Regions from separate parts of the Mus musculus genome. Here all the other regions are linked to region 1. A link is a loop called in an ENCODE intact Hi-C map of the cell type or tissue named here. Cell type or tissue: heart. All regions are shown on one strand. Region 1 overlaps Plpp3 (phospholipid phosphatase 3). Region 2 holds the start of Plpp3 (phospholipid phosphatase 3). Region 3 has its middle 13 kb from the start of Gm40217. Region 4 has its middle 230 kb from the start of Gm40217. Region 5 overlaps Gm40217 (a long non-coding RNA gene). Region 6 has its middle 100 kb from the start of Gm40217.

Region 1 (5,000 bases):
AGGCCAGTGTGCCAGAGCCAAACAGGATAAAGGCAAACTCACAGATTTCCTTCTGGAAAAGAAGCTTTCATTCTCCCGAATTCTGTCTAATTGCTCACGGCCAGAGCCCCATAGTTGTGGTATGAAAGAGAGGAAGGCTGGGGACGATCCCCACACCTTTTAATTGTTTAAGTTGGGGGGTAAGGGAGACTTCAATGAGGGCAGTGGCACACTCTCACAAGGAGATGCCCAGAAGCAGGTCCCATGGGCTGCCCTCCTGCTGAGAGCAAAGCCCAGGAGGGTACAGGCAGCAAAGAGTTACCCTTCTGTGCAAGTACCCCCCCCCCCCCACTATCATCACATATGAAAGGGCCAGGCACCAGGGGACAAGCTGGAGGGTGACAGCTGTTCTGGGTAACAACACACACACACACACACACACACACACACACAGATTTTGAGAGAGAGAGAGAGAGAGAGAGAGAGAGAATGAATGAATAAGAGAGCACTGAAGACAGCCATCATCAAAACAGCCAGGCGTCCTATACCTAAGCTAGCAGGTAGATCAGGTCTTTCTTTCACCAGTGTCTACACTGAACACCCTTACTTCATCTCTGTGATGCTGACCATACTGTGTACAACCTTTGCTGAGCTGCCAAGGGCCCATATGTCCAATGCAGTCCTACATTGCCCTTGGGACTTCCTATGGGATTGGATTGGGCACCTTGAAGAAGGGCTCAAGAAAGCTCAATACCAAAGTTTGTACAGAGCAGCATCTAGAATATGGAAAAGAGGCAGGAAAGGTAGGGAAATGGAGGCTCAGAGAAGTGGAAAGCCCGATCCCACCTTAATTGGCAATCAGGGTGAAACATGTAAAAAAGCAATCTCTCTGTGTTGGGGGGAACCAACATGTTCCCACACCAAGTCCAGTCTCTATGGAGTTTTGATAATATGCAAGGGCCTGGGCCAGGGGCGGGCTCCTCCTTCAGCAAACCTCTGGTTCTCCAGTTGACAGAGACCAAGGTTCCCGGCCATCACAGAAGAGTGTAGAGATTTCTCAAGAAGTGGAAAACAGCCACTGACTAACTAGTGTCCCACCAAAGCAGGCTGTGTCATCAGGGGACTGTCATTCTGTAGGCACTCACATGCATGCTTTTGCAACTTTCCAGTCTGCTGTGGTCACGTATACATTCGTAAGTGGACAATGTCTAAGCTGACTTCTGATCACAGCATTCTACAAGACAAAACTTGTGCTCACAGAGAAGAGGATTCACAGAACCTATTAAACGATTGCCATCTACTGATGGGATCCTGGAGCCCGAGGCTTTTGGGACACTAAGAAGAGACGACTCGGAATGAAGATTCAACGGCTTTAGTCACTGGGCTGGAAACATTTAACAGGCATCAGTTCAGGGCTCTGTATGAGTGCCAAGGACAAAGGGCTACTTACTATGCAGCAGGCCACCAGAGCTCCTTGGGCAAATCCTGCCAGGACATCGCTAGGATGATGCTTGTAGTCAGATACCCGTGACAATCCCGTGTAGAAGGCCATCATGAGCAAAGTGAACTGCAGGAGGGGGCGGAGCAGTCGGGCCCCGCGCCAGGTGAAGCGGGCCTGAAGGTAGAGCTGACAGAAAGAGAGAAAAACACCTTCAATGACTTCTCATTCACAGACACTAGACCACTAGGCTAGTGTGCTCCACATTCCTGCCAAATGGAACCATCTAGATGTGGTATGGTATACTGTGTACAGAGCACTTAACTCGGACACGATGCCCCATGGGGAAATGCTGATCTTCAGCTTTTATAGCATAAAATTTTGATTTTTCTTTTAAGAGATGAGCTATGGAGACTTGAATAAGATAGCACCCATGAATGTTTTTTTACATGCTGCTGGGCACACAGTAAGCATTTAATAAATATGACTTTCCCCTTACCCTCTGGATCTATACTACTTATAGATCAGTAACCAAGGCCAGAAAAGGCTTTGTTGTGGGATTGATGTCAATTTACTTTACACATTTGTGAGTTTTCTCGGGGATTACAGCTGCCTAGTCCCTAGGGACCAGCTGGTCACTGCAACAGCAAGGACATACCAATGAGGCTGCTCTGATGCTCTCAACAAGGGCATGTTTCTGCTTTGAAAGAAAGCAACTCTATCCAAGAGAAGTTTCTAAGTCACCAGGAGGAACCTGGACTCTGAATAATCAAAAGGAAGAAATGTAAACCAGCCAGACAATGCCAGAGAACTTTCAAGGGAAGAGATATTGCACTGGGTAGGGAAGAAGAGTAATCCTGAGGAAAAATGGAAGAAAATGACAAGGGGAAAAAAAAATACAACTCAGACACCTCCTCTGGCCCAAGGAAAATTGAAATGACGTCAGCTGGGTATTGTCCCCTCTGGAGTTATCTCGCTAGAGCTTCCGCTTTAACCTCTGGGCACAACCTACTTCCCAGGTTCCTGTGGGAACTTGGGAAATGAGGGGGAAGAATCAAGAGGAACAAGGGGGAACTTCCGTCTACAAATCAAAGCAGGGGAGAGGCCAGGACAAGGAAGAGCAGAAGGAGGGGCTGCTAGGCACAAGGCAGACCTGAGGTGGGGGCAAAGGCCGGACCTCCCTTCCAGGGACAATGGGACACTTTCCTTTTGGTGGTCAGGAAGGAGCATGCCAAGAGCCAGGGAGCCGGACTGAGGGGATGGAGAGTGGACGGACGGTCCCAGAGCACTTGAGCTACGCAGGAGCGATGTCTAGGACAGAGGCTTTAACTACCCACAGAAAACAGCAGGTGGCTCTACCATTATTTCAACCCAATGGGTGTAATAGGAAAAAAAAAAATCTAAAAACTAGTAAAACTAGTAAGAGTATACACTGTTGTTGGCTGCTAGTTTTTTCTCTTTTTTAATCAATGGCTTTCTCATCTATCAGCAATAACCAGTTAAAAATCTAAACGCAAAAATAACAACAATAAAAATCCCCACACACCACCACCCCAAAGGCAAAGACAATTAATACAAATGAATGTACCCAAAACTTCATGAAATAAGGGGCATAAAGGACACTTGGAATAGAGTTAGAATCTTCATTTATAAGAACAATGAATGTATATAAATTCAAGTAGAATTTAATGCACATTCTAGAATACCTGAAAAATAAAACTAGAAATTTCATTCTCAAGAAAAAAATCCCAGAGAACAGACCCATGGACGGGCATATGCTATGGCAGGTGTCAATGACAAAGAAACGGGAAGGCATCTCCACTCCGTGTACAATTATGGGCACAGTAAGCGTAGAGTGATGTTTTGAACAGACACTGTTAAAGGAGGTAGAGGGTGGCTAGGATCATTGCCAAAGGCAAAGGATGCTGGACTTCAACCATCAAGATAGAAGACATTTTAATGGAAGTTAAGGGAGACTGGTGGGGGCTGTGACTGCATAGGGTATATAGAGAAATATGGTTGAGAGGGCCTAGGGGGTCAGACCAGGGAACCTGCCTTCTGCTAGGCAGACTACGTTCTCTTGAGCTGTATTCCATGCAATACTAAGGGTCTCACAAGACTGGAGAACGCACTATACCAAGTCCTTAATATAAAATTACCAAAGGCTTTGAGTTCTTCGGGGGAAAGACCCACATAGCCTGAAATTACTCATTTTAGAGAATATCTTCCTATTAAAGGAAAAAAGCATTGGCAATTACAAAAATTGGTTTTAAGTAAAGCACTCAGTTTGATGAAAAACTAATCTACATGCTTTGTAAGGAGTATAGATAGGCAGGGTTGGGCTACCATAGGCACTGTAAATGTCAGAGCAACTCTAAAGCCTTTGGCCATGGGCTACTCCATTTATGCTTCAATACTTTGATATGATGAACCAAAAGATCCTGCCCTTAGCCCAGCATGGTATCTATAGTCCAAGCAGACATCCCAGGCAAGGGGATTGTGAGTTTGAGGCCTGTCTGGACTATAGTGTCTCTCTCACTATGGGGGTGGGAATGGTCTCTCAGCAACCCAAAACAAGTTCAAGGAAGAATGGACATTCTGGGTGCCCACTCAGGTTTGCCTTCTTCAGCTACTCTTGGTGATGGACAGGAGAGAGGTGGATAACAACAGAAAGAACACAGATTTTAATCAGAAAGCCCTCTGGAGCCTCTGGTTCCTCTCAGGTGAAGGAGAATAATAACCATGGCCTGAGAGGCAGCAGTACAGATGGTGGACTACACAGAGGGCCCGGACACAGAGGGCACAGCACAGCACACAACTCAGTAAGTACAAGCTTTGATTCTTACAAATAAAACACTTAATTAAAAAAGAATAAATATTTAGAATGCAAAAAAGTTTTTATTCTTGCTGGGCAGTGGTGGCGCAGGTCTTTAATCCCAGCACTTGGGAGACAGAGGCAGGCAGATTGCTGAGTTCGAGGCCAGCCTGGTCTACAGAGTGAGTTCCAGGATAGTCAGGGCTACGCAAAGAAACCCTGCCAGAGGGTGGAGGGAAGATTTTATTCTTTAACCACTTTTCTTTAAGTAGCTCTAAGAATTTTCAGTTTCCTTCACTGAAAAGAATCTACAGACCTTGGAAAGCGCTCGTGCAGAATCCCACCCTTTCCTTGCTTGCTGCCTGCCCACTTAGGTCACAGGCCTGGGAAGCCAGGGTGGGGCAGAGGAAGGGTGGGCTTCCCAACCGGACAAGGCTACATCTCCCCTGCCACTGACTCAGAGGCTTCAGGCTGGGGCTCCAGAAAAGAAAACTCTCTTAGAGGAGTGGAACTCAGGGAGGAGACAGGCATGAGAATAGCTCCAGGAAGAGAGCAAGGGAGTGCTTGTGAATGAGACCGCAGTATTGGCCATGGGAAAAGAATTCCTCACATGGAGTGGGACTGACAGCCAGCAGACCGACAGCCAGCACTGCCTCCATATCCATCAGGAACTGGAACACTGTGGAGCAAAGGGCTCGTGGTCAGGGATGACCCTGATGACCACGATGGGGACACTCCTTTGCCTTGACACATGGGTTATTCAATGAC
Region 2 (5,000 bases), 62 kb after region 1:
CACCAGGAAGGCAGGCCCCCCAGTGACAAGTCCTCTGAATAGCATCCTAAGGTTGAGCGCCTGGGATCTGAGCAGAGAATTGGATCTCCATAACTACTACTGTAAGCCCCCTGGCCTTTCACAGCCCGTAATCTTCCCTCCAACTGTCCCTATCACAAGAGGGCCATTCTTAATTTTAAATTCTAAGAAACCCATCGTCTCACAGAATTCTAAGGAAGGTAGTCCGGCAAGAACAAGAGGCCACTGCCTAAGAGTCTTCAATGAAGGAAGTTAAGCCAGGTCGCCACAGCCTGCCCCGGCTAACCCCCTTCCAAAAGGATGAAGCCTCCGTGCAGGAGTTCTTTCTATTTTGGGGGAACTTAACTGGGAACACAGATGTTTCTTCCGTTAGCCGTGTTGGCAGAGCGGCTCCTGGACGGCATCCGAGTTCTTAATGCAGGAAGGGGCCTCACAGACCATCTACTTGAATCCACTCATTCAACTGAGGAGGATACTGAGGCCAAGGGGGTACTTAGGTGGCACACCCAGCTGGTGGCAGAGGGGCAATGCTTTGGTGACAAGTTTTCCACACATTTACATCAAAAGTCGCTTTAAAGGAAAAAGTCCTATTTTTTTACTTCAACCCTGGATGTATGTCAATTGCTCCCCCCCCCCCCCCGTTTAATAAATCCTTTTTCTCCCACTTCAATTCCTGAGCCTCCCACCGCTCTTTCAGCTGAAACTTGCATCTGTTCTAATAGTTGAGCTAGCGCCTCAACTTTGAGGGAGTGTAGCTCCACTGTGGCCCCCAAGCAAGACTGTGGCAGGCAGCCTTTCTTTCAGTGGCCTCCCGGCACAAGTCAGGGAGTGAGCTAGTTTAAAGCTGATGCCCGGGAAGCGGCCTATCAACTGGCACACAGTAGGCGCTCAACAAGTGATGTGCTCCTCGCTGCCCAGCACCTGGCCCGGTAGAGCCGCGTTCCACCCTCTGGGGCTTTCAGCCAAGCGAGTAGCGAGTGACAAGGCCGGCTAGCGCGACTGGCCCTGCAAGGCAGCGCGACGGAAGGGGTGGATGTTTACATGCAGCCGGGACGAGCAGCGCCACTCCGGCAGGAGCCTGCCTTGCTCGGAGACCGAGATGGGTCTCACTCGCATCTGACTCGGATACAGAGCAGAGAGCCACAGGTTTCCTCCATATCTTGGAGCTCGAGCTCACACCTTCCGAGGTGCTGGGCCGGACTCCCAGCTGGAGATCACCCCTAAGGAGGTGGTTCCAGCTGCCGCGAAAGCACAAGCACGCCCCAACTTGAATTCGCAGGCCGGGGATTGGGGGTCCGGGAGGGCGGGGAGCTCGCGGCCAGCACGGCGCCCGGGGGTGGGGGAGATGGCTGCGGGACCCTGGGGGCTGACAGCGCAGCGGGGCCCGGGGCCCGGAAGGGGTTGGGTGGGACCCGTGGGACTGCGCTCACCCATGAAGAGGCAGAAGAGGTCCAGGCAGATGAGCAGCACCCGCTTGCTGCCGCCCTTCCTCGGGTTGTTGTTGAGCGCCGGGCTGCCGCCGTTCTTACTCTCAGGGACGATCGCCTTGTCGTACTTGTAGCTTTGCATGGCGCTGGCTGCGGGGAGCCTCCCGGGGCGATGCGGGCCGCCGCTGCTCAGGAGCGGGTATGCGGGCTCGGGACGCGGCGGCGAGAGTGCAGCCCGGCGGAGTAGTTCCAACTGCAGACGCGGGTAGGTTTCCCCTCTGGGCGCCTCTGCTTTCCTCTCAACCCCAAACTGTTCGCTAGTCCAAGGGGAAGAGAGCCAAATCCCGAGCAGGAACTTTTGCAGAACTGTGCTGCCCCGGACGCGTCCGGCTGGCGTGCGTCTGCGTGCTGGAGTTTGCGAGTGGGCAGCGTCGGCGTCCCGCCACGATCCTCCGCAGCTACTTAATGAATGGAGCAGCGCGGAGCCCTGCAACTCCGCAGCGTCCTGCAGCTAGCTCTCCTCAGCGTCTGCCCAACTCCAACTCTGCCTCCTCCTCCTGCTCCTCCTCCTCCTGCTGCTGCCGCCCGGGCTGCCGCTGTGATCGCTCGGTTTGTTTTCTGAGCTTATATTTCACGAGCGCCTTTAAAAAGCGAGGGGGGAGGAGAAGGACCTCCTTACTTGGCTCCAACAAGATTCAGAAAGCACAGCCCCTTCCTTAAGCTGCCTAAAACGTAGGATAATTAAGGCCACATTTCCCCCACCCCTTTTCCAAAAAAAAAAAAAAAAAAAAAATCGTAAAAGAAAAAGTTGTTCTCAAACCAGAGAATCAGGGAGCCCCTAGCGTTCAGAAACTCCAAAGCATCACAAAAGGGGAGGAAAAAAAACATATAAATAAAATTTTTTTTTCTTGCTGGCCTTTGATTAGAGGTGGGGAGAGGATCGGTGGGAGGTCTATAATACTAAAATGCTTTCTTTATTTACTTGTTTATTTATTTACAAATTTCAGCCTTGAATTGGATTATCCTAAAAATTCAATTTTCAAGGAAAGCTAGGTTGGTTGTTGTTTTGCTTTTAACGCTCAGCACCGGATAATTGTGCTAGATTCCGAAGATCCTACGGTGTAAAAGACTCCGGGCTGGGCGGTGGTGGCGCACTCCTTTAATCCCAGCACTTGAGAGGCAGAGGCAGGCGGATTTCTGAGTTCAAGGTCAACCTAGTCTACCGAGTGAGTTCCAGGACAGCCAGGACTACACAGAAAAACCCTGTCTCGAACCTCCCCTCCACCCCCCCCCCCCCCGAAAAAAAAAGAGACTCCAGAGCCAGACCCCCTGTTCTAGAATCCTATGTCTCTGTGCCTTAATTTCCCCGCGAGTAAACTACAGACACCAAAATATTTCTCCCCAGGCAGTCATGGTGGAGATATAATTGATTCTTTCTCATGTGCTTCTGCAGCAAAGCTTGCACAACAGAGGAGCTCGGTGAGTTGAGCCAATACTACTAGTTCTGAACGTGGGTAACCAAAGCCAAGCCTGCCCGCCTCTTTCCTAGTCCAGCTGGCCTCCGGCATACCTGAGCATTATTGGCCTTGACTTTCAAGGAATCTGATGTTTCCCTTTGAATACTTTTTATATGGTTTTATATGATTTTTAAAGTTGATTACTTTTTTATGAGCTGGTTTTTTGTTTTTTGTTTTTTTTTCCTTCAAGAGAATCAACACTTGAAGGGTCAGGACCCTCCCTTACATTTTCCTTAGTATCAAGCTTGGAGCACAGTACATAGCATACAAATGCACATTTCTTCCAAGGGTCTTTATAATACAGAGGTGGAAATGGCTCAATGGTTCTAGCATTGTTGTTTGTTTGTTTGTTTGAGACAGGGTCTCTCTCTCTCTCTCTAGCCCTAATATGTCTTAGAACTCACTATGTAGACCAGGCTGGCCTCAGACTCACAGAGATAGATCTGCCTGCCTCTGCCTCTCGAGAGCTGGAATTAGATGCAGCTGGTTCTAGTTTTTATAAAAAGATTATTCTATCTAGTATTCTATATCAGTCTATACAGACTAGTGTTTTGCCTGCATGTATGTCTGTGTGCCATATGCTCGAAGCACTCACAAAGGCCAAGGAGGGCTGTTAGATCCCTACAACTGGAGTTACAGATGACTGGGAGCCACTGTGTGGGTGCTGGGAACCCAATCTGGGTCCTCTGCAAGAACACTAGTTGCTCTTAATCACGGAGCCATCTCCCCAGCTCCAAGTCCTAGCTTTTGGATGGATAGTACAAATGATATCCGACTGCCCTAGTGGGCCACTCCATAACTCTGTATCCCACCGCCAGCCCTCTTGAGTATCCCTTTTATTGCCTACCGCTTCGGTCCCACCCCTCTACCTACATCATAAACCTTCCTCCCCTCAACTAGCACACTGTTTCTCCTCCGGTGCACCCTGATCTTTCACCCCCTCTCCTTGTCCTGCTTGGTTCCAGCACAGGATTAATTTTACCTTCAATATTTCGCCTAGGCCACTCGTGCAACACTCAGTCTAACTTGGTGTCAGTTAACAAAAACTAGTCATTTGTGTAAATGGCCTTTGACGTGGGACCGTTGATTATCCTCAGTGAGCCTCTGTAGTGCTCAGGGTTTGAGGTATGCTGAATTAAGCCCACATTGGACCTAATTAACGATGAGACTGGCAAGGAAAGGCAAAGTCCTGTCTTCTGAAAGCAAGATGCACCAAGAAAGTGCTGGAGCGGACGTGTCAGCTGCCAATCAGAGGCATCCCGCCCATCAAAGGAGAGCAGGTGAGGCCCCTTGGCATCTAAGAGAAGTTCCTTGAAACCCCCTTCAGGAGAAGCAGCACAGCCTCACCTGGGAAAACAGCAGCAACAATGCGAAGCTAATGTTATAATTAACAGCACTCTAAAAGGAATTCTGGGTACCCGAGGTTCTTCCATGCTCACAATCCTCTTCTTCACGTGCAGAAACCTCCTTGAAATTCAATGTGCCAAATCTTCAGAATTCCAATCAGCACAGAAAGGCAGCTTCTGCCGCCTGCTCTAACCTGCCGCCCACCTTGGGTCCTCCAGCATCTGCGCTCCCACTTCCCACTCCGGCTTCATTCCCTTGCACAAGTGGCCATAACTTGCTGCTTCAAGGCCTGAACCCTGAAGCCTGTCTTAGAGATCTGAAGGAGCAGCAGTGAAAACCACTGCCCAAGACACAACTGAGTGGAGCTCAGCTAGTCCAACCTACCTGCTCCTCCTCCTCCTCTGGAAGATGACTTACATTAACAACAAATGCACTTTAAAAGCCCAGCTTTTCTCCAACCATAGCTGAGCCATCATTGCTGTTTTTACAAATTACTGAGATTGCTAACTTTAGCCCACACTAGCTTCGGTTCAAGGAATCTATTTTATATTAAGGTTCTCTGGCTTAACCTCAATCACTTATTAGGAAAGGTAAAAATCTGTTATCCCAAAAGCAGACTAAAACAACAACAACAACAAAAAAGATAAATGAATGTTTAAATAAAAGCTTTCTATTTCTACTTACAGGGCTC
Region 3 (5,000 bases), 87 kb before region 1:
GCATCCACGTTGTGATCTGGAGGTAAACTGGAATGAGGGATGGAATGCATCTGTCTGCAGGAGGGTGGAGCCAAAGCATCCTTGGCTCACTGGCAGGAGCCCTCAAGGGTGCAACATCAGAAGCCTCCCCATCTTTGAATCCTAGTTATAGGGAGCTCATAAACTCTTTACTGCACAAGCTGGCGTGGGCAAAGTTTGCTGTAACTCATCGCAAAGGGCCTCCTGGGTGACTCAAATGCCTCCTAGAGCTCTTGGAATGGCATCCAAACGCCTACCTTGCTATTAAATGCCCGCTAAACTCTAAGATTAGTGAGTGCTCAGGGCCAGGGCTGGGTTTTCATTGGCCCTGGTCGTGCTGGCCCCTGCTAAACATCACTCTAGCACACAGAGGGTACTAGACAAGTGACAGGGGTCTCCCTCTAGCGTGATACCTGTTTCCCCAAGGCTGGGGAACCCTAGTCTCCCTGCTTTTTCTTCCAGAGCCACCTCTACACATGAGCTGTGTTTTCCTAGACACCAGCTTTCTTACTCAGGCAACTTCCCATCATTAGGGAAAGGCCAGAGGTCTAACCACGAGGCTGTTTATGTCCAACAGTATGTCTGACACCCAGGCTTTCAAGAACAGTGGCCAGAAAGGACCAAGGTAGAGAACTTTATGAGCCCAAGTTGGAATTTTCCACATAATCAGAGAGGGCCTCCAAGCTATTGTGATTTGTGCCACGAATAGGGAGGATCCCTATGTGGGTCAGAAGAACATTTCATTCCTTCTTCACTTTTGGCCAGATCCTCAGTGCTGCCTGCAGCTCTTCCCACGGCCTTTTCTCCTACCTGATCCCGAGTTACTTCACTCTCTAACCAACTTTGCCTTACTTCTCTGCAAAGTGACTTTTTTTATCTGATTTTATTTGTCTCTACTTCCTTCTCCAAAATATGAGCTCTCCATGAGGGTGGGGCCTTTGTCTCATTTATCACATCTCCTGCCAAGGATTCCATGGGGTTGGAGAGATGGTTCTGCACTGCCTTTGCAGAGGACCAGAATTCGATGCTTCACTCCAAGTAATCAAACATCCTCTTCTGGGCTTAGTGTGCACTGCATTCTGGTACACACACACACACACACACACACACACACACACACACATACACAAAACACACACACACACACACACACACACACACACACACACACACACGAGATACATGCCGTATTTTGGGTGACCTGGTATCCTCCTTAACAAAGGTACATTAAAATGCAGCCTCAGCAGGCTGACCCCCCTCAGGCAGACTCCTTCCCCTCTCCCACGAGCAGCTTTCTGCCCAGCACACAGTTATTTCTGTCACTGTCCTTATCAGAACAGAAGGATCAACTGTGTTTGTTTGTGGGTCCATGTTGGTTAGCAGAGTGTGACTATGCTCAGTCTCCAGGGTGACCACTTCCAGGCTGGAAGAGAGAAGAGGAGATTGAGTCTCCCAGGCTCTGGAAACAGTGGACATGAGGATGGTAAAAGGAGAGGCAGGACCTCTCTGACTCGGAGAAACTCCCAGGTAAATGGGGTCATTTCATCAGCAGGGAAGTGGAGTCTACACTATTGTGAGCTTTTGAAAACTAGCTGTCTGATGGAGTCTATATCGGACCTCGGTTCCCTCTCACTCCTTCTCCAGTTTCCAGAACAATGAGGCTTCCCCAGGACTTACCCATGTATTTTTAAAGTACGGACAGTCTCATCCTCCAAATCAACTGGGTATTTGAGAAGCCATCACATAACTTCCAGGTTTGTCTTCTCAATGCTTCAATTATGCAGTTTAGTGAGGCCCCAGAAGCCAAGACCAGCCTGGCATTTTAAAAGATTCTCGGTACCTTTGTGCTGAAGCAGGCCTCTGGCTTCTCTCTCTCTCTCTCAATTATTACCTTAACTATGCATGGGAGACCTAAGGAGACAGTTTATTTTGACTGGTAGATTGTTAAACTGTAGGAGGCAAGCCAGAGGCAGCGCCAGGCTGTGATTTCCATTGCTCTGCGGGCCAAAGCCTTGGTGCTGAGAATAGCCAAGGCCACTTCCTGCTAGAGGAGGAAATGGCAGTTTCCTCAAGTCCCGGAAACGTGGCTTCCTCTCTGGTGCCTAGCTCAGGGTTCACCCATTAGACAGTCTCTTCCCACCCCAAATACCCGGGGACCTGGCTCCAGCATGCAAAAGACATCCTGTTTTCCCTGAGGAAGTGGCCCAGATTGGGGCAGCCACCAGGGCTTTTGAGTGGATGAGAGTAGGTAGCACAGCAGGAAGGGATTGACAGGGAGGGAATGATGCTAATAATGTTAACCAATAAGAAAAAGCCCCACCCACTCCTTTGTCCTGACCCCAGAGATCTCAGCAAACCCGACAAAAGTTCTCACGGCCTTTGGAAGCCAAGTCCTTCTGATATCTCTTTTTGCGGTTTTTCATCTGTGTGTACATTTTTACAGAATATAGTGTGATTATGTCTGTTTGACACCTGTATGTCTTCGGTAATAATCCAGTCCAGGTAATTACCATCTCCTCCTTGAACAGTTACCATTTCTTTGTGTTTGAAGCTTACAAATCCTGCACTTCTGTACCTTTTAAATAAAATCTACCAGTATAAGGCGTTGTGAATTGCAGTCACCCTTGTGTGTTGTGAAACACTAGAATTTATCCTTTCTATCTAACTAGACTTCCAACATCCTGTGATTTCTCCTTTCAACAGTGTTTCTGTTTCTGTCTCCTCTACCAGTTTTCCCAATCCAAAAAACTCAGTTCCAGGGGCTAGAAAGATGGTTCCACAGTTAAGAGCACCTGTTGCCTACTGCAAAGGACCCAGGTTCAGTTCCTAGCATTCACATGGTGGCTCACAACCAACTGCTAACTCCAATCCCAGGGGATCTGATGCCCTCTTCTGGCCTCCATGGGCATCAGACATTCACATGGTTCACAGACATACATCTAGGCAAAACATTCATATGTATTAAAATAATTTATTAATAATTAGTTAATTAATTAAGAAAACTTAATCCCTCTCCTGTGCTTGCTCTACAGATTTCAGGAGTTAAGAATGCTGCTAGGCAGAAGGCTAATACTATAGTTCAGTTCTAAAGCACCTAGCATGTGCAAGACCCTGGGTTCAAACTGAGGGGAGGAGAGAAAGGAGGAAGGCTGGAACAATGGGAGGTTGGCATCATTGAGCACTGACTGTCTCAGGACAGAGGGGAGCCCCCCTAGCTTTTCTTTTCTTCTTCCTCCTCCTCCTCCTCCTCCTCCTCCTCCTCCTCCTCCTCCTCCTCCTCCTCCTCTTCTTCTTCTTCTTCTTCTTCTTCTTCTTCCTTCTTCCTTCTTCCTTCTTCCTTCTCTTTCTTCCTTTCTTCTTTCTTCTTCTTCTTTCTTCTTCTTCTTCTTTCTTCTTTCTTCTCCTTCTCCTTCTCCTCCTCCTTCCCCTTCCTCTTCTCCTCCTCCTCCTTCCCCTTCCTCTCCTCCTCCTCCTCTTCTTCTCCTTCTCCTTCCTCTCCTCCTTCTCCTCCTCTTCCTCCTCCTTCCCCTTCCTCTCCTCCTCCTCCTCTTCTCTTCTCCTCCTCCTCCTCTTTTTCTCCTTCTCCTCTCCCTCCTCTCTCTCCCTTTCTCTCCTTCTCTTCCTCCCTCTCTCTCTCCCTCTACACACACATCCAAAAAAACACACTTTATGTCACACAAATGTACAATTAATGACCTGGTAGGTAGGTTGTTAAACTCTCTGAGCCTGAGCTTTTATGGGGAGAATGCTGTATCTGCTCTCCCACCCCCTTTAGAGTTGTTAGATTTCGTGAGGCAGAGCACTCAGAGTAGATGAAGCACTTTCCTATAGTTCAGGACTCAATAAATGGTCATTATTGTTTCCCTCTGCCCTTTCAGAAGGGGAGTGTCTTTCCCTGTCTCTTAATGAATAATGCTTGCCCTTCTCTGAAACCTTGGCACCAGCTAGCACCCGTGCCCTTGGAATTTCAGCCTCTGTAGAGACAGGCCTTATGAGGGTCTTTCTTTGAATGCTATCCTTGTGGGCAATTGGCTTGAATTAAAAACTCAATCCAGTTATCATTTATAATAATTTAATATGAACTACTTGCCAAACAATTTTTATGGCATTATCTCATTTTTTATTTTTTTATTTTTTTACATTTTAAAATAGTTTCAGACTTACAGAAGAAAACTTTCAAGGGTAGTAAAACAATATCCCACATAGTTTAAATTCACTTTTTCCAAATATTGACAATACACAGTAATGTGCCACATCCCAGTTAATGGATGAATACTAGTGTGCTTTGTACTAGCTGAAGTCCATACTTTATTTGTTAGTATTTAATCTAGTTATTATTTTTATGTTACAATATGCCATTATGATATCACCTTACATTGGGTTGCCCTGTCCCTCAGGCTTCTTTAGCCTGTAACTATTTTTCAAGCTGTCCTCAAGTTTTTATGGCCTTGTGAGTTTTACAGAGTACTGGTCACATCTTTTGCAGACTGTCACTTAATTAAGCATAATCTCTTAACATGGTGATACAGGCTGGGGCCTGGGGCGTGAAGGAGAAACACCATAGGGTGTCACTGGTCGTATCCTGTCAAAAGTACATGTTGTCAGCCAGGCAGGGTGGTGCATGTTTGCAATCCCAGAAACCTGAGAAGCTGAGGCTGAAGGATCACAGTGAGTTGGAGGTCAGCCTGGGCTACATAATGAGTTCACCAGACGGGATAGTACACGTCTGAAACCCTCAGGACTCAGAAGGCTGAGATAGGAAGAGTCTAAGACTTAAGGCTATAGAGAGACCCCACTATTAAAAAAGAAAAGCCAAGCAATCAAAAAACAGCAGGGGAAATGTTGTCTACCTGTCTACATGTCCTGTCACGGTCACACTGACCCTCATTACCTGCATGAGAAAGTGTTTTAGAAGTAGCCTAACTGAAATATCTCTCTCTCTCTCTCTCTCTCTCTCTCTCTCTCTCTCTCTCTCTCTCTCC
Region 4 (5,000 bases), 330 kb before region 1:
CACTCAGGTAGGTGATAGAAACAAATGAAAAGTAATCAGGTGGGATCCAAACCTGTGAGGCAAGATCTCTGGTGATCTGGGAATTTAGAAGACAGCTTTTCTTAGTTTGACCTAACCACTGTCATGCAAAAATGAAGGCCAGAGTTTATAGGTCTTCCGGCAAAAGAAAGAAAGAAAGAAAGAAAGAAAGAAAGAAAGAAAGAAAGGAAGGAAGGAAGGAAGGAAGGAAGGAAGGAAGGAAGGAAGGAAGGAAGGAAGGTTGAAAGTCTGTATTTTTACTGGATATACTCCATCTTTCATTGTTGGCCCCTAATTCACAAAATTTTAACATACACTATTGGCCATAAAAATAATAACAATAAATAAAAGAATCTGTAGACTGGGTTCAGTTCACGACAGGCTTCAAGTTTGCAAACTTCTCCTGTGGGGATTAAGGACTTGCTCAGCACTGGTTTTAATCAGACAAAAATGTAAAATGACTTGCATTATCTTAGATTTAAAACCATAGCATTTATTTTCACTACTCCCCTGTTAATCACAGGCTTGATACTTTTAAAGCCAAAAGAATCTTCAGGGTTACGCTGTTTAGTTTTTTTTTTTGTTTGTTTGTTTTGTTTTGTTTCACAAAGGAGGAACGTGTGATTCAGAAACAAGAAGTCATTTGAATTTTAGATAAATTTCTGGAAAAACAATTCTAAAGACTCAGATTTCTGGAAGTGGAAGGACCAAGTCTTGGTTTCACAACATGAACACTAGTGTTGTTTTACAACAGTTCTTGGTTAGGGGGTGAGCTTTTGTTAGGTGACCAAACACTTAACAAGAAACCACTTAGAGAGGAAAGATTTATTTGGGCTTACAGTTTGAAGAATTCTGATCCATCAAGGCAGGGAAGGTATGGAGGTGATCCTATCTGATCCTTGGTGGCAGCAGCAGGAGACAGCTGGGTTTCTTACATTCCAGTGGGAAAGGATGAAGGGAGGCAGTGCTGGCATTCAGCAGGCTTTCTTGTTCTCCCTTTGTGTACAGCCTAAGATGCTAGCATCAGCTTGTGGGGTGCTGCTGCCCACATGAAGAGGGGCCTGGGAGCAGTGTTTGACTGCTTAGCTAATCCTCTCTGGAAAGGTTCTGGCAGACATATCTAAAGGTAGATCTCACTAGTGAGCTGTCAAGTTGACAGAATTATCCACCACGTGTGGCTGTTGGACACACTGTGGGATGATCAGCCACATCTCTGGTTTCTGCCCACTGGATGCCTGTACTCAGTCCTGCAGGCATGAGTGATCCTAAAGAAGAAAATCACCACTGCCCAAGGAAACTAGTGGTGACCACTGGTTTCATACAGTCCCTGCATGTGATAGATAGGGAAACTAGACTCAGAAAATTAAAGAACACCCCCCACACACACAAGATCATTGAAGAACAGAGTTATTGGCATGTGTAAGGCCAAGACTCAAGTCTCTTAATTCTTAGCAGTGTTCTCTTTACCAAGCCTGGAAGTCTTTCTTATTTTTATTAACTTAATTTATATTAATTATTACTATGTGGATATATGGTGCATGTGTGTGTTTGCACATGTGTGCATGTGCGTGTGTGTATGCGTGTGTATGTGTGTGTGTGAGAGAGAGAGAGAGAGAGAGAGAGAGAGAGAGAGAGAGAGAGAGAGAGAGAACAGGTATGAACTTGCCATGGTGAGCACATAGAACAAATTGTAGGAGTCACTTCTCAACTTTTCCCATGTGAATTCTAGGAATCAAACCCAGACATCAGACTTGTATAGCAAATACTTTTACCCATTGAGACATATGCCCGGTCCTCAAGCTTGCAGATCTTAACCATGAGTCATTCAATAACAGATTAGTATGAAACTGCATGCTTTTGATGAGAGACTAGGCCATTGACAAGGGAGCCAGAGCTTGAGATCAGCAGATTAGGTAATCAAATTTCAGCTCATCTATTTACTAACTTTGTACCACTCCCCAAATGAACATTCTAAGTCTTCGTTTATCACTTGAAAAATAGATTATAAAAAGTATATAGTACTTACCACATAGTAGTAAATTGCTATTGTTACTATTATTCTTATTATAATTAACTGGTCCTGGGATCAGTAAACTATATTTCACATATCCCCCTGTCCTGCTTACTTTTTAAAACCTGTGAACAGAAAATGTTTTTTAAATTTTTAAATGTTAAAAGTAACACTACTGTTTGTGACACCTGTGTACAATTCATAGTCCAGTGTCTATAAATAAAGTTTTATTAAAACACAGTCATGTCAGCATATAGAATCTACAGCTGTTTCCTACTATAACAGAATTGAATGCTTTGCAACAGATGTTAGATGGTGTGTAGAGGTTGATACACTATCAGATCCTTGTGGGGGAAGACTGCCAATCCCATTGTTCAACCTTTAGTCTCTATGAAGAAAAAATAATTACAATCTGCACAGTGCCCTCTGGTGTGCGGGAGGTACTATAGCAAGTGAACTCTTCACATTTCTGATGCCACTTGAAGTACCTGTAACCATTGTATTTAAGATATTTCCCAGGGTCTGTGTTCACCAAGGCTTTTCAAAAAAAAACATAGGCTCCTAAGTCATCCAAGGGACATTAAAAACATTTACTTTTTATAGACATCCTTTCTTAAATCTCATTGTAAAATCGGTTCTTAGAGGTGTTCTTTCAAAATCTGGAATATTTATCAAAAAGAAAGGAAACGGCTTGCTCAGTGTTAAGCCAACTGCATATTTTAAGAGTTCCATGATTTGGACAGTACAATAAAGAGGGATATCCTGGAAAGGGGAAGACAGATGCGAACTAGCTGCCAAGATTAAAATTTAAGGGATGTTGTCTGGCATTCTTTTTAATACCTTGGGCATCTTGGCTATGGTTTAATCTTACTGTAGACAGAAAGTTTAGTTGTCCTCATACCTGTTTTAGAACCTTAACTCTTACAATAGCTAAATAAAATTGATTTTCAAATCAGTGAAATCTATATACTGATTGTCTAATACATGCCAGGTACCGTTCTGGGCATCAAGAAAGACAAGGAGAAACGTTAGTTCTGCTATCAAATATTTCTTGGCATCTCTAGTTCATCAGTGAAGCTGTTGAGTAAACTTCTTTCAGTACAGAAGTCAGGCATTAGATTAAACATTCTATCCAATTGAAGAAAGTTTTACTGAGGACCTTTGTCCAGCGATCTCTTCTCATGGAATCCATGTTACCCATATACACTAGTAGATAACTCAGAACTGAGTAGGGCTCTGCTATTATGATCATTTCGTTCTACATACATCTACTCGATCATTTCATTCCTAAGTTCACCTACTTTCTGCCCTTTGAAGTAGCTCATCAGTAATTACAAAGAGATAAATACTATGCAGATGTTTTGAGGAAAACCCATCAAGTCTTTCTGAATGAGAAAGAACAGACTGTACAAAGAAGCAACAATAGGGCACGTCAAAACTGATGAACTCATTGGTGATGAGATAGTCTGCGGATGTGTTCAGCCACATCTCTGGTTCCTGCCCACTGGATGCCTGTATTCAGTCTTGCAAGCATGAGTGATCCTAAAGAACAAAATCACCACTGCCCGTGGAAACTAGTAGTAGCCACTGGTTTCATACAGTCCCTGCATGTGATAGATGAAGAAAACTAGGCTCAAAAACTTGAGCATAAAGCCAGAATAAAACAGAATAGTAGCTACAAAGGAAGGCTGAGCCCAGTAGAACCATTTCTTCCCCCATGGAGCACCAATCCAAAACCCAGTCCAGAAGAGATGGAAAATTGTCAATAAAATATCAAGCCAGGTCGGTAATCTGGGGGCCAAGAATGAGGTGGGAACTTCCCTTACTGTTGCTAGTGGCAAACATAGACTGAAGAGATTCATTTAGAAGAAGGTTGCGGGAAGGGGGCTCATGGCTCCCCAGGGGGAATGGATGGTGAGTACTCAGAATGAACCATACCAACAGTCAGGAATTTACTCTCAATTTGTAGGACTTACTATATTCAGGTCCTTCTCAATTATCATGCATTTATGACAGAGGAACTTTGTGTGGCTTGTCAGTCCTAAGAGATTGTGAGCTTGTAAGCTTAGGTCTCATGTAGCTGGGAGCCCAGGCAGCAAAGAGACAGCAGAGTCAGTCATGTGAGAGAAAACATAGCCCACATGACAGCAGAGGCACAATCCCACCCTCCCCTTCCTTGTCCCCTAGGTTGCCATCTGCACATATGGCATCGAGAGTCCCATTACCTCTCCTGAGTAATTTGGAACAGAAGTAGGACTCACTCACATTGTTTAATTCTGTTTTGATTAAACCTACTTGAGTCCCAAACTGTCAGTCCCACTGCAGGAGGTACAGGACAGAGTTAGACCCAACTTCCTCAGGAAGGATCCCTTGACATTCAGACCCTTGAGGATGCAAAATCGTGCACTCCTCTGCATAATGCAATAACTGTCTCTTCTTCACATCCTATCATACATATCTTAGATGCCACAGACCTTCTGTAAAGGCCTGCTCCAGTGTGGCTAGTGTAAAGTACACCTGGCCATTGCTAATGGACCCTCCTGCCCGCTTCGCTTGATACTCTGGTTTCACTAGATTTCCTGGCCTGCTGTGCCAAAGCTTACACACACACACACACACACACACACACACACACACACACACGCCACTCCCTCTCCTGACAGCCTCCAACCCTCTCTTAGCTGCAGTGTGCTTAGGGGAAATTCAATCCATATGTTTCCTCTTGTTTCCTCAGAATGCATCCAGCCATTGTTTAAAGAAGGAGACAACAGCCAAGAAGAGCCATGCGAGGCCTCCCTTGGCCTTCCAGTCCTTCATTAGAGAACAGGGAAAAGAGGACTCTGCCAAGAGCAAACCTGAAACATTCTTTTGAATTCAGTTCAATGCCTGCACATCACGTTCACACACAAACATGTCCCCAGGACTGTGCATGGAAGGTGTTCACTGTTCAAGGACTCTCGTGGAAGAGGAG
Region 5 (5,000 bases), 95 kb before region 1:
ATGTTAATTCTGTCCATAGGGATTTGTTATTTGGTTGAACTGTGTGAAAAAGTTTGGCCTCACACAGAACCGGAATAGGAAAGGGAGGGGTGTGAGTGGACTACTCCTACGTGCAAATATTCCCCTTGGATAGTCCACCAAAATGTGACAAGTGCTGGTTTCTTAAAAGCTTGCTGCAGAGTGGAATCTGAAACTGATAGCTGTGGTTTGCATGTTTGTGTCCCTTCCAAAGTTCGTGTTGAAACTTAGCCTCCGGATGCTTCAGCATTAAGCAGCTAAGCCTTTAGAGGGCATTGGCAATCTTATAAAAAAGCTGGAGAAAAGCATCCAACCCCGTTTTGGTCTTTTATGGTAATTTTCCATCACTATAGTGAAAATTTGCTATAAATCATTAGGCAGTAACAAAATGATTATTTGGACACAAAATCTTGCAAGTTTTAGTTTACGATCTAAGAGTTCCATTATCTTTAGGTCTGTGGAGAGGCCACATTATCATGGTGGGACGAGACATGTACCCCAGCTGAGAAAAGAGGGGGAGAAGAGGGCTTGTGATCTTATATCCTTGTCAAGTGTGTCCAGTGACGGTAAGACCCCTGCTAAGTCCCACCTCTTGAGGGTACCATTGCCTTCCAATAGTGCATAGGCTGGGGACCAAACCTTTCACATAGGAGCCTTCAGAAGACTCTCCTCTCCCTCCCTCCCTCCCTCCCTTCCTCCCTCCCTCCCTCCCTCCTTCTCTCCCGCCTCCCTCCCCCGCTGCCCCCCCCCCCGCCAACTACCCAAGGATCAATAAGCACAGTGTTGTAGCTAGCTCCAAGCCACTCCAAGCCATTTCCAAGCCAAGGGAAAATGGCACTCAGATAAAGTCATGTAGTTCAGCTCCCACCTCAAACACTCTGCTCAGCTTTTGTCATCAGACTGCCACTGTCCTTCAAAGGACACTTTCCAGGTCATAGCTATTTTGTCACAGAGATTGTTGCACAGTTCAGGAGTTGAAAGGCAGTGATAGCATATGAAGTGTTCCGTCTAGAGACATTTTTCTACCAGTACATTTTTTTAAGGATTTTTTTAAAATAATACATAAAATTTCTGTGTGCATGTGGGTTTGTGCTCACGTGACTACAGGTGCCCACAGAGTCCAGTAGAGGGTACCAGATCACCTTGAATTGTAGTTACAGATGGTTGGGATGGCCCTACATGGGTGCTGGGAGCCAAGCTGGGGCTCTCGGTAGAGCAGAACACACCCTTAAACTATCTCTCCAGGACAGGATCACAACTTTGATTCAAAATAAAACAGTGGTTTTATCTTTGATTGCTTTTGACTGCCCCTTCTTCTCCCCCATTCTACCCCTTTCTCCCCATCCCCTGCTTCCCTACCCACTGCCAAAAAGAAAAAGTGCAAATAGCACCTTAGGAGTTGTAAACTTGCTAGTTCAGTAATGGACTCACGGGTATACCCTGGGTTCTTCTGGAGACCCCCAGCACTTCATTACACTACATTACACTATGACCCAGTGTGAATCCAGAATGCTTGAATGAGCTGCTAACTCTGAGTGGTCCTTTTCCAATATCCTTAGAGTCCTTGAACTCCAAGTCCCAGCTTTGATGGTTCACTAACATCCTCAGATCCACAAAGTAGACCCAGCACAGACTGGGTAAGCCTCAGTTCACCTCCCCTAGACACGGGTTGGGAAGGGCATGAGACTTGGCACCCAGAGCCCATGCTGTGTGCCCTGCTCTCATCACCTCTGTTTGCCAGTTAGGAAACTGAGGCTATGAGGAGGAGGGACTCCACATAGAGCTGTCCAGCACGAAAGCATGCCGCATGTCATCTTCCTGTCTGTTCCCACACTCCCTTCCTGCCTGGCTGACTTTCTTCCCCGCAGTGCTCCAGTTGCTAAGCGTCTAGCATGCCTCACCACCAAAATTTCCTGACATGAGAAAATTCCCAGCACTGGCTGGCCACTTGAGTCTTTCAGTGTCTGAGTTACTTATAGTCACAGATCACTAAGACACTGGAAACTGTGCCACGTCAGAGTCCCTGGCACACAGAACTGATAAAGTTGACAAGGTTTGTGTCTGCTATTGTGCATAGTTTTGGTGACTAGGACACAAAGGCTTTCCTCTGGGACACATTTCCAGCTGAGCTGTTGAGTTGGTCATCTCTGTCTCGGCTGCACAGAGAGGAGGTTGACATCCTCTGGGCCCCGGGTCCTCCCTGGATGAGCTGAAGTCACATGGCAATGCAGCAGGATACGAAGCACATCCTAAGACGCAGCTCCAGGAAAGTTCAGCCCAAAATAAACCTGAAGTCTAAGTAAATAAAGCATTGGGAATATTTTGGGAGAGCAATTCCACAAAGCACAAAAAAAAAAAAAAAAAAAAAAAAGGCAGGGAAATGGGAACACAATTGTCCACAGCCTTTGTTGTACAGTTCTGTCTTCTGATACAGCTTGCTAAGATCCTGTTGAGTATCTCACATTTGTAAAGGCAGGAGTGAGCCAGGGTCAGAAAAATTACATTGTTTCTTCTGAGAGACTGGTGTCATTTAAGCACTGGTTTGAGACAGGGCGGGGAGCTTGATGAGGACTGGGGGCTCTGGTGATTAAAGCAGGATGGAAGGAGAATATAATCTGTGCCAAGGGACCTGGAGGGATCGGCTAAGGAGCACTCTGTTGAGTCACACAGGCTCTTGTCTCCCGGGGGGCGAGAGGGGAGGCACTCGGAGTCTTCATGATCTCACAGGATGAAAGGAGAAAGAACGCTGTTACAGAAAGGGGCAATGTGCATGGCTGTGCATGTGGCTGAAGGGCAGGGCGTGTGCTTACCATGTGCAGGGCATGTGCTTAGCATGTGCAGGGCATGTGCTTAGCGTGTGTAGGACTCTGGGTTCAATTGTCAAAATAAACAAAACAAAGTTGGAGTGAGATAACACTCATATATTAAGCGCCATCTCAATAAGCACTTAATAGCAAATCAAACAGAGCCATCATTGTGATTCATGCAATCCTGCACTTTTCAATCATGCAGCCAAAATCTAATTAATGTTTATTATCCCCCAACTAAGTACTGAGACTATTACAGTTCTAAGAAACTATCTGTGCTCTTAAGACGCTTGCAAGCTAGTGGGAGGCAATGATAAACTAAAGCTATTAAACAGGCAATTGAGGAAAAAGGTACTGAGAAAGGCTGCCTTATAACTTTGACCTTTATAGGGCCCGCGAGATGGTTCAGTGGGCAGAGTCACTGACAACCGGAGTGTGGTCTCTGGAATATACATGGTGGAAGGAGAGAACTGACACCTCAAGTTGTCCTTTAACCGCCACATGAATGCCACAGCTCACTGCACACATGCCTCCACAATCAATCAACCAACCACCCAATCAATCAATCGATAATGTATTAAGATGCTAAAAGAACAAAAGTAAAATCCCAGAGAGGAGGTGGCTGGGATTTTGGCAGACGGAGGTACATGTTGACTATAAACCCAGTGACTTTTTTCTGTCTACGTTTTTGCTTCACTTCGATCCTTCAGAATTTCTGGCCATGGTGGCTCATATCTTTAATCATATCTTTGGGAGGCAGAGGTGTCTCTGTGAGTTCCAGGCCAGTCTTGTCTAGTCTACCCAGGGCTACATAGTGACACTCTAAACGCTTCAGAATAGGTAAAACATGGAGGACCTTGATTTAAACATGAGAAGCAAAAACTTGTTGGAATTGACTTAGACACGCAGGTTGAAGCAACGGTGGAAGTCTGGATGGCACTGTTTTTAGGTTTGGAGACAGATAGACCTGGGTTTGAATCCTGCTGTTGCCATTTGTACAAATTACTTACATCTCAGGATCAGCTGGGCCCATGAAAACTCAGCAATATGGCTACCCAAACAAATCTTGACTAATGATCAGACCAATTGACGTGCAAAGCTCAAACCAGGAAGCCTCACAAGGCCTCGACCCTAGATGAAGCACTATAGGCCATCAGTAGCTACTGGGGGAATCAGCTCTCTCCAGAAACCAGCTCACTGGCAGGTTATGCAGTCCCAAGTGGTCAGCCCTATGTATGTGTAGCTACCAGCAACACTACATGGACTCAGTAGGTTGCATATTGTGTACACATGTATGTGTGTGTATGGGACAACAACTAAAGAATCCGTCAGGAACTTGAGGGTGAGTTAGGGCAGGGGAGTTGGAAGGGGGACAGAGAGGGGTGGAAATTATGTAAATACAGTACTCATACATGAAATTCACAAATAAAATAACACACTCGAGAGCATGTGCGCACACACACACACACACACACACACATGCAATATGGCCTTGGGGGTGAGGGGGGGGGGGGTGTGAGAGAGAGAGAGAATAAAGCTACCAGAGCACCAGACACAGAACATTCTCTTCTTTCGCTGAGATCAAACAGGGCATCTCTCATCTTCAGTTCCCTCAGTATGTACGTCTCTGCACCACCAAGCCTTGGTTGGAGCTGCTGCCATCTCTCAACTGCATTATGGGAAGACATTGGATGCTTGTCTCTGCTCCACAACCTGCCCTGCTCCAGTCCTGTCCTTTGGTAACAACTAATATTGCTATGAAACTCATGGGGGCAGGGGAGGAACTCATGCCTTTCTCCTGTTCCAGTTCCTTGCTTGGCTCTCCTGTCTTCATAGTCATCTGATGGGCTTCAGGGCCTTCAGTATCCAGCCCTCAGATGCCTGTCCTGCCCTTGCTCCTTGTCAGACTCCATGTTTGTCTCTGGAACTCGGAAGGTCATTCTTCTACCTTGGATACCACATCCCTGCTAACCATACTCTTCTCCTACAGGCTAAAGCCTCTTTCTCCAGATTCATCCCAGAAGTGTTAGGCTCCTAAGCTGCTCCTAGAAGCAAGCTATGATTCCCTTCCCCTCTTCACCTCAAGCAAATGTGGAGTTGGCTACACCCATCTATGCTCTCATAACCCCATCCTTGCATTTCCCCCATGAAGTATATGCTATTACCGTCCACCTC
Region 6 (5,000 bases), 200 kb before region 1:
AAATTGCTTTTATTTTTTGAGAAGCTGCAGACTTAGTGACAAAATTATCAAAAGCTACAGAATTCCCAAGGATCTCCCCCATCCCACCCCTGCGGCCACATTATCTCCCCTGTTATCAGCATCCTGCATTGATACAGCATATATGTTACAGTTAACGCTGAGCCAGCATTGACACACTTCCTGACTGAAGTCTGTTCCTTACGTTAGGATTGTCTTTGTATTGTGCACTCTGTGGATTTTTTGACAACTAGGTGTCAGGCATCCGCCATTGCAATGTCTTCCAGAATAGTTTTATTGTCCCTTATTCTGGCCTCTTGACCCCTCACCCAACTACAGTCTGTCACCGACATTCATACTGTCTTTATGGTATGTCTACCAAGACATATGTCATCTTGTGAGAAACATATGGCATGGCACGCAGCATTGCAGATTGGCTTCTTTCTCTTAGCCGTATGCATTTACATTCCACCCCCACCCCCGTCTCCCATTGCTTAAGTTTTGATTAGGAGGAGAGGTCTTCACTCAAAGCTGAATGAGGGTTCTCTAAGGAAGCTGAGCGAAGAATCTTTGGCCCTTTGTTCTTGTGCTCTGGAGAGCTCTGCACCTTTGCCCTTAAAACTTGATTTCCTGCTCTAGAAAAAGTCCCACCCCTAAGGCATCTGGCCTCTCAACCGTGACCCTTTTAAAATGCAAATATTCTGAGATCCCTGTAGGAGTTTCAGGAGTGGACCCAGGGCGTTTTCCTGCAGGAAGAGGCCATCATCTGTCCCCATAGCCCCTTGCCTAGAGATGGGACTCTGGAGAGCGGAAAGCAGAAAGGTAGATGACAGGGAATTCCTTACCCACGTCTTCTAGCTGGAGGTTCAAATAGTTTCAGTGGTCACACTTCATGAAGCAAGAACAACCACAAAAATCAGAACACAGCAAAAGGTCTTGTAAATTTCATCCATGAACATACATGACTTGACCATATTTAATTTTTAGTGATAACTTTTACCAAAAAAATAGCAGTTAAAGATCCTCAGAACTTTTAATTTATCAGCACTTATTTATTTACTGAGCACCTAAGAATTTATGATCCTGTGCAAGTACAAAGTAGTGTGACCTCAAGATAAAGCAGATGGATACGTGTTTCTGCCCTGCTCCATCAAGGAAGGCTTCCCGGAACAATGGAACTTGATCATGGAGGTGGAGGATGACCTAGATGGGAACATGACACACTAGAGAGGACCTGGGTTGCTGACAGTGGGACTCTATTCTAGAAAGAGTGAGCAGCTCTGTTGGGCTCAGAAGAGGGCATTCTTTAGAAGTGGGGCCTGGGCACTCCCAGGTCTATGGCAGGAAGTATAGCCTGCAAGAACATGGAGCTGGGCACTCCAGTTCTGTAGCTAGGAACCATCGCCTTCGAGGATGTGGGCTAGGCACCCAACAGGACAGATTTCAGTTTACCTCTCTTCCCAGGCCCAGCCTTTCCTGAAGTGTAGTCCCTGAACCCTTGTCCCAAACCCCTGTTGTAAGTTCTTAGAGCATTTAAGGACTTCCTTCTTCCGGCCCGAGTCCTTGGCTGCTGTGATCTTCATTGTCCCCCTTAAGGAACAACTTTATTCTCATTTCTGAAGGTCAGACAATAGAATTCTTGTGAGAGGTCCTTCTCTGGAACCAGACAACAAGGCAACCTTGCCTCAGCCTGAGGAGGAGTGGGTGGGGCAGCATTTCCTTCCTGGAAATCAGTTTGCCTGCACTCTGGCTCCCCACCCTGCTGCTCTGACCACTGCCTTGTCCTGCCAGGACCCTATCCCCCCACCCCTACCCCCACCCCCATTCCTGATTACCCAGCAGCTACTCCTCAGCCCTGTCCTTGGTGACGGTTTTCCACATTAAAGGTCAGACTCTTGGGTGACTCAGCTGTTTTGTCAAACAGCTCCCCCATGCTTTCCAAGTCAGGGAAGGCTTGGGTCTGCAGAGACTACATAGAAATAAATCAGCAAACAGGTGCCTGTAAGCATAGTCTTTTAATCTGTCTTTCTCCTGACTGCCTTCATGTGTCTATGAACACACCATACACACACTCACACACACACACACACACACACACACACACACACACACACACACACACGGGAGGGGGAAAGAGGGTACTTGGTCCTCTTATTACTTGTGCTCACCCCACTACCTTCCCATTACTCATCATTCTTGACCCTGCTCCACCCCCACCCCCACCCCATGCCCCAGCCAGTTCTCACACCATCAGGGACCTGAAGGCTACCTGTGGTAGAATGAAAACACCAACACCTTGAAATCAGAAAGAGTTCAAATGACAGCTATAGCAACTGTTGTACTAATCTGTGTAAGGTATCACTCTCTCTCTCTCCTCTTCTCCCTCAGCCCAAGTCCAGAGATTTAAAGAAAAAGGAAAGACTTTCCCTGTGGATTGAACTACTCAGCTCATAAGTAACTTAGAACAGTGGCTGCAACAAAGTGTTATCATAGTGTATATGTCGGGTCGTCCCTTAAAGCCAGACTGCCCATGAAGACCATAAGGAGGCAGAGGGAAGAGAAAGGGCTCCTGCTTCAGTGGGAAGATAAAGAGAATTAATGGGTTTGACAAAATCTAGTCACTAGACTCCTATAAATCAATCTATCCTCCCTCTCTTCCTTTAATTAGCAAATTTCTCCACATGAACCAAATGGGAGAGTCCTGTCTTCCATGCACACTATGGGCTGAATTTCCCAGCCTTCTTTGAATCTAGCAGTGGCCATACAGTGGAACATAAATAAAGTAGGGGAAGACAGTCTCGTTCTCGGGTCACTTTCTAAACAGAGAAGCAGAGGAGGAGGAAGACGAGGAAGACAAGGAGGGGGAGAGGAAAAAGTTGTTCCCCTTGCTTTCTTTTGCTCTTCCCTTTAGCTAAGGATGGGTTGATAATTTCCTTGAAAGTAGACAGGGAAGCCACGTTTCATATGACAAACTTCTAGAGTGTTGCACGAGGGCAAAAGCACATCTGTTTGATTTAGGTCCTGTCGTTGAATGAGCCCAAAATAGCAGCGTAGTTAGCCTCCGACTCATTTCCAGTGAGACCTCCCCCAGTGGTTTTCAACAGATCAGCAAAGCTCTGTTTCCTTTGTTGCCTCTGGCCCGATTCTGACAATGTCTGTCTTACCTAAGACTGTGTCCCTTCCCACCTGGCCCTGGGTCTCCAGTCAGTCCTCACCCCAGCCCAGGACAATTTCAGGAGCAGTAACAAAACTTTCTACAGTAGGTACATGTTTCAAATTGTTACACTCCTAGCACAGTGTGCTGTCACTTCTATTAGCATGGAATATTGCCACTAAGGAGACCTAGATAACAAGAGCGCCCATCAGGGTAGCTTTTGCTCATTTTCTTCTTCAAATGTCTCATTTAGTTTTCGACACTTGATTGCAAATCATGCTCTAGTACCCAAAGAGTGTTCTTCTGGGACCATTTCAGGATCTTTTATGAGAGGCAGGAACCTGTTTCACAATGTCCCATCAAGACACACAATAGAGTAAGAAAGTCCCCCCAAAATAAAACTGAATCCCCTTGGGAAGTAAGAAATCAATACAGGGAAACTAAACAATGGCAAATACCTACTCTACCATCTATGTATCCAGACTTGTAACTCCAGCCAAAAATGCTGTACTCTGCCCTGAACAGGGCTGAGACTAGAGAAGTAAGCAAGCTGCCTAAGGTATAAAATTTAAGGAAACAGGGTCTCATGTGCTGACCCTGTACTAAAGGGACCCTGAAAGAATCATTAAATTTAGTTCACTATGTGACTGCTTGCCTTCCCCTGATCCTGACCCTTGACCTGAAGCCTATGTATCATCCTTGAATCAACTGGAAAAGTTGATAGGCTTTGAAAGTTCATCATGATTAAAATCCAACTAATTATCCTCCTGTCCCTAATCTCATCCTTTTATGCTTCCTGTCACAGTGACTGCTCAGGCCAGAATCCTGGGATCACCTTTGACATGGTCCCCTGTTCCCTCTGTGTCCTATTTACTCTGCAGCATCCCAATACTTAAGACATTAAACCACCGGCATCTTTCCTTTGACATCAGCAACAGCCCAAAATTCATCTTCCTAGTTCCAATCTTTCTACCTGCTGTTTTAGCCTTAACATAGGCAGAATGGACTTCCCAAGCATGATTTACAACCCTCCATAATGTGCCCACCTTGCTCAGACCTTGGTTATTACAACCAGGCCTACTATGCCACACTCCAGCTATGGAGATCTGTGCGACACTCTAGCTATGGAGATCTTCTGTGCCACACTCTGGCTGTATGCAGTTCTCACTGCTCCTCCGGCGTTTCCAGGCCTTCTTCACATGCTTTCCCCAGATCCATAGCCAATGCATTCTTCTCATAACCATGTAAGCTTCATTTCTTCTAAAAAGAACCCACAGCCTATGTCTCCACTACACAGAATTATACTTTCATAATACTTATCAGGGACAGAGATGGTGGTTCATCAGACACAAGTATTTGCTATAGAAGCTTGGGAACTTGAGTTCAAGTCCTTGGATCCCTTTAAAAAGCCAGGCAAAGCCACAAGCCCTTCTATAAACCCAGAGCTCAGGCCAGGGTAGACAAGATCACTGGGATTTCAGCTTCAGTGAGAGACACTGTGTCAAGATAATAGAACAGTGAGTGGTAGAGTGGTACACCCTACCCAATGTCTTCTTTTGGCTTTTACATGCACCAACATATAAAACACACACACACACACCACTAATCAAAGATTTTTAAATGCTTGCTTACTGTCTATGTTTGTTAATGATAACTTGGTGAGATCTAGAATCATCTGGGAGGGGAACCACTGGGCATGCCTAGGAGAGATTAGATTGCCTGTAGTGGAAGAGCTGCTTCTGTGGGTGGCACCATCCCCTGTGCTGGGATCCTAGACTATAGAAACAGGAGAAAGTGATAAACCAGACTGGTGGGGTAGTTCAGGGATACGGTGTTTGCCCAGTGTATG

Evidence for each region. Peaks named below come from ENCODE experiments on the same cell type or tissue, not always from the same donor. Only the 100,000 strongest peaks of a DNase experiment are listed, where the experiment ranks them.
Region 2: a loop joins it to region 1, with 4 times the contacts of the local background. A loop is called at or near these places in 10 of 42 quality-filtered maps.
Region 3: a loop joins it to region 1, with 3 times the contacts of the local background. A loop is called at or near these places in 8 of 42 quality-filtered maps.
Region 4: a loop joins it to region 1, with 2.5 times the contacts of the local background. A loop is called at or near these places in 4 of 42 quality-filtered maps.
Region 5: a loop joins it to region 1, with 3 times the contacts of the local background. A loop is called at or near these places in 8 of 42 quality-filtered maps.
Region 6: it touches region 1 in a loop (2.3-fold over the local background); 3 of 42 quality-filtered maps call a loop at or near these places.

What each region holds. Positions count from the first base shown.
Region 1 is chr4:105,215,934-105,220,933 of GRCm38, reverse strand. It overlaps Plpp3 (phospholipid phosphatase 3), which reads right to left. Exons shown (of 6, transcript NM_080555.2): 5 at 1,430-1,606. Among named protein-coding and RNA genes, the nearest start is that of Plpp3, 61 kb to the right of the region's middle. In heart, a CTCF peak has its summit at 2,762 (motif pointing right); DNase peaks (open chromatin) are centred at 2,513 and 4,693; H3K27ac peaks cover 669 bases.
Region 2 is chr4:105,154,412-105,159,411 of GRCm38, reverse strand. It overlaps Plpp3 (phospholipid phosphatase 3), which reads right to left and starts at 2,065. Exons shown (of 6, transcript NM_080555.2): 1 at 1,449-2,065. The coding sequence starts at 1,587. It overlaps Gm29838 (a long non-coding RNA gene), which reads left to right and starts at 2,741. Exons shown (of 2, transcript XR_376486.3): 1 at 2,741-5,000. In heart, CTCF peaks have their summits at 50, 1,082 and 2,291; DNase peaks (open chromatin) are centred at 21, 401, 951 and 2,031; H3K4me3 peaks cover 2,686 bases; H3K27ac peaks cover 2,150 bases; H3K27me3 peaks cover 589 bases.
Region 3 is chr4:105,303,316-105,308,315 of GRCm38, reverse strand. No RefSeq gene overlaps it. Among named protein-coding and RNA genes, the nearest start is that of Gm40217, 13 kb to the left of the region's middle. In heart, CTCF peaks have their summits at 2,206 and 2,918 (motif pointing left); a DNase peak (open chromatin) is centred at 2,165.
Region 4 is chr4:105,549,946-105,554,945 of GRCm38, reverse strand. No RefSeq gene overlaps it. Among named protein-coding and RNA genes, the nearest start is that of Gm40217, 230 kb to the right of the region's middle. In heart, a CTCF peak has its summit at 2,469 (motif pointing left); a DNase peak (open chromatin) is centred at 4,745.
Region 5 is chr4:105,310,469-105,315,468 of GRCm38, reverse strand. It overlaps Gm40217 (a long non-coding RNA gene), which reads left to right. Exons shown (of 4, transcript XR_867967.1): 3 at 472-584; 4 at 4,433-5,000. Among named protein-coding and RNA genes, the nearest start is that of Gm40217, 6.2 kb to the left of the region's middle. In heart, a CTCF peak has its summit at 309; DNase peaks (open chromatin) are centred at 158 and 2,178.
Region 6 is chr4:105,420,707-105,425,706 of GRCm38, reverse strand. No RefSeq gene overlaps it. Among named protein-coding and RNA genes, the nearest start is that of Gm40217, 100 kb to the right of the region's middle. In heart, a CTCF peak has its summit at 1,933; a DNase peak (open chromatin) is centred at 1,666; H3K27ac peaks cover 290 bases.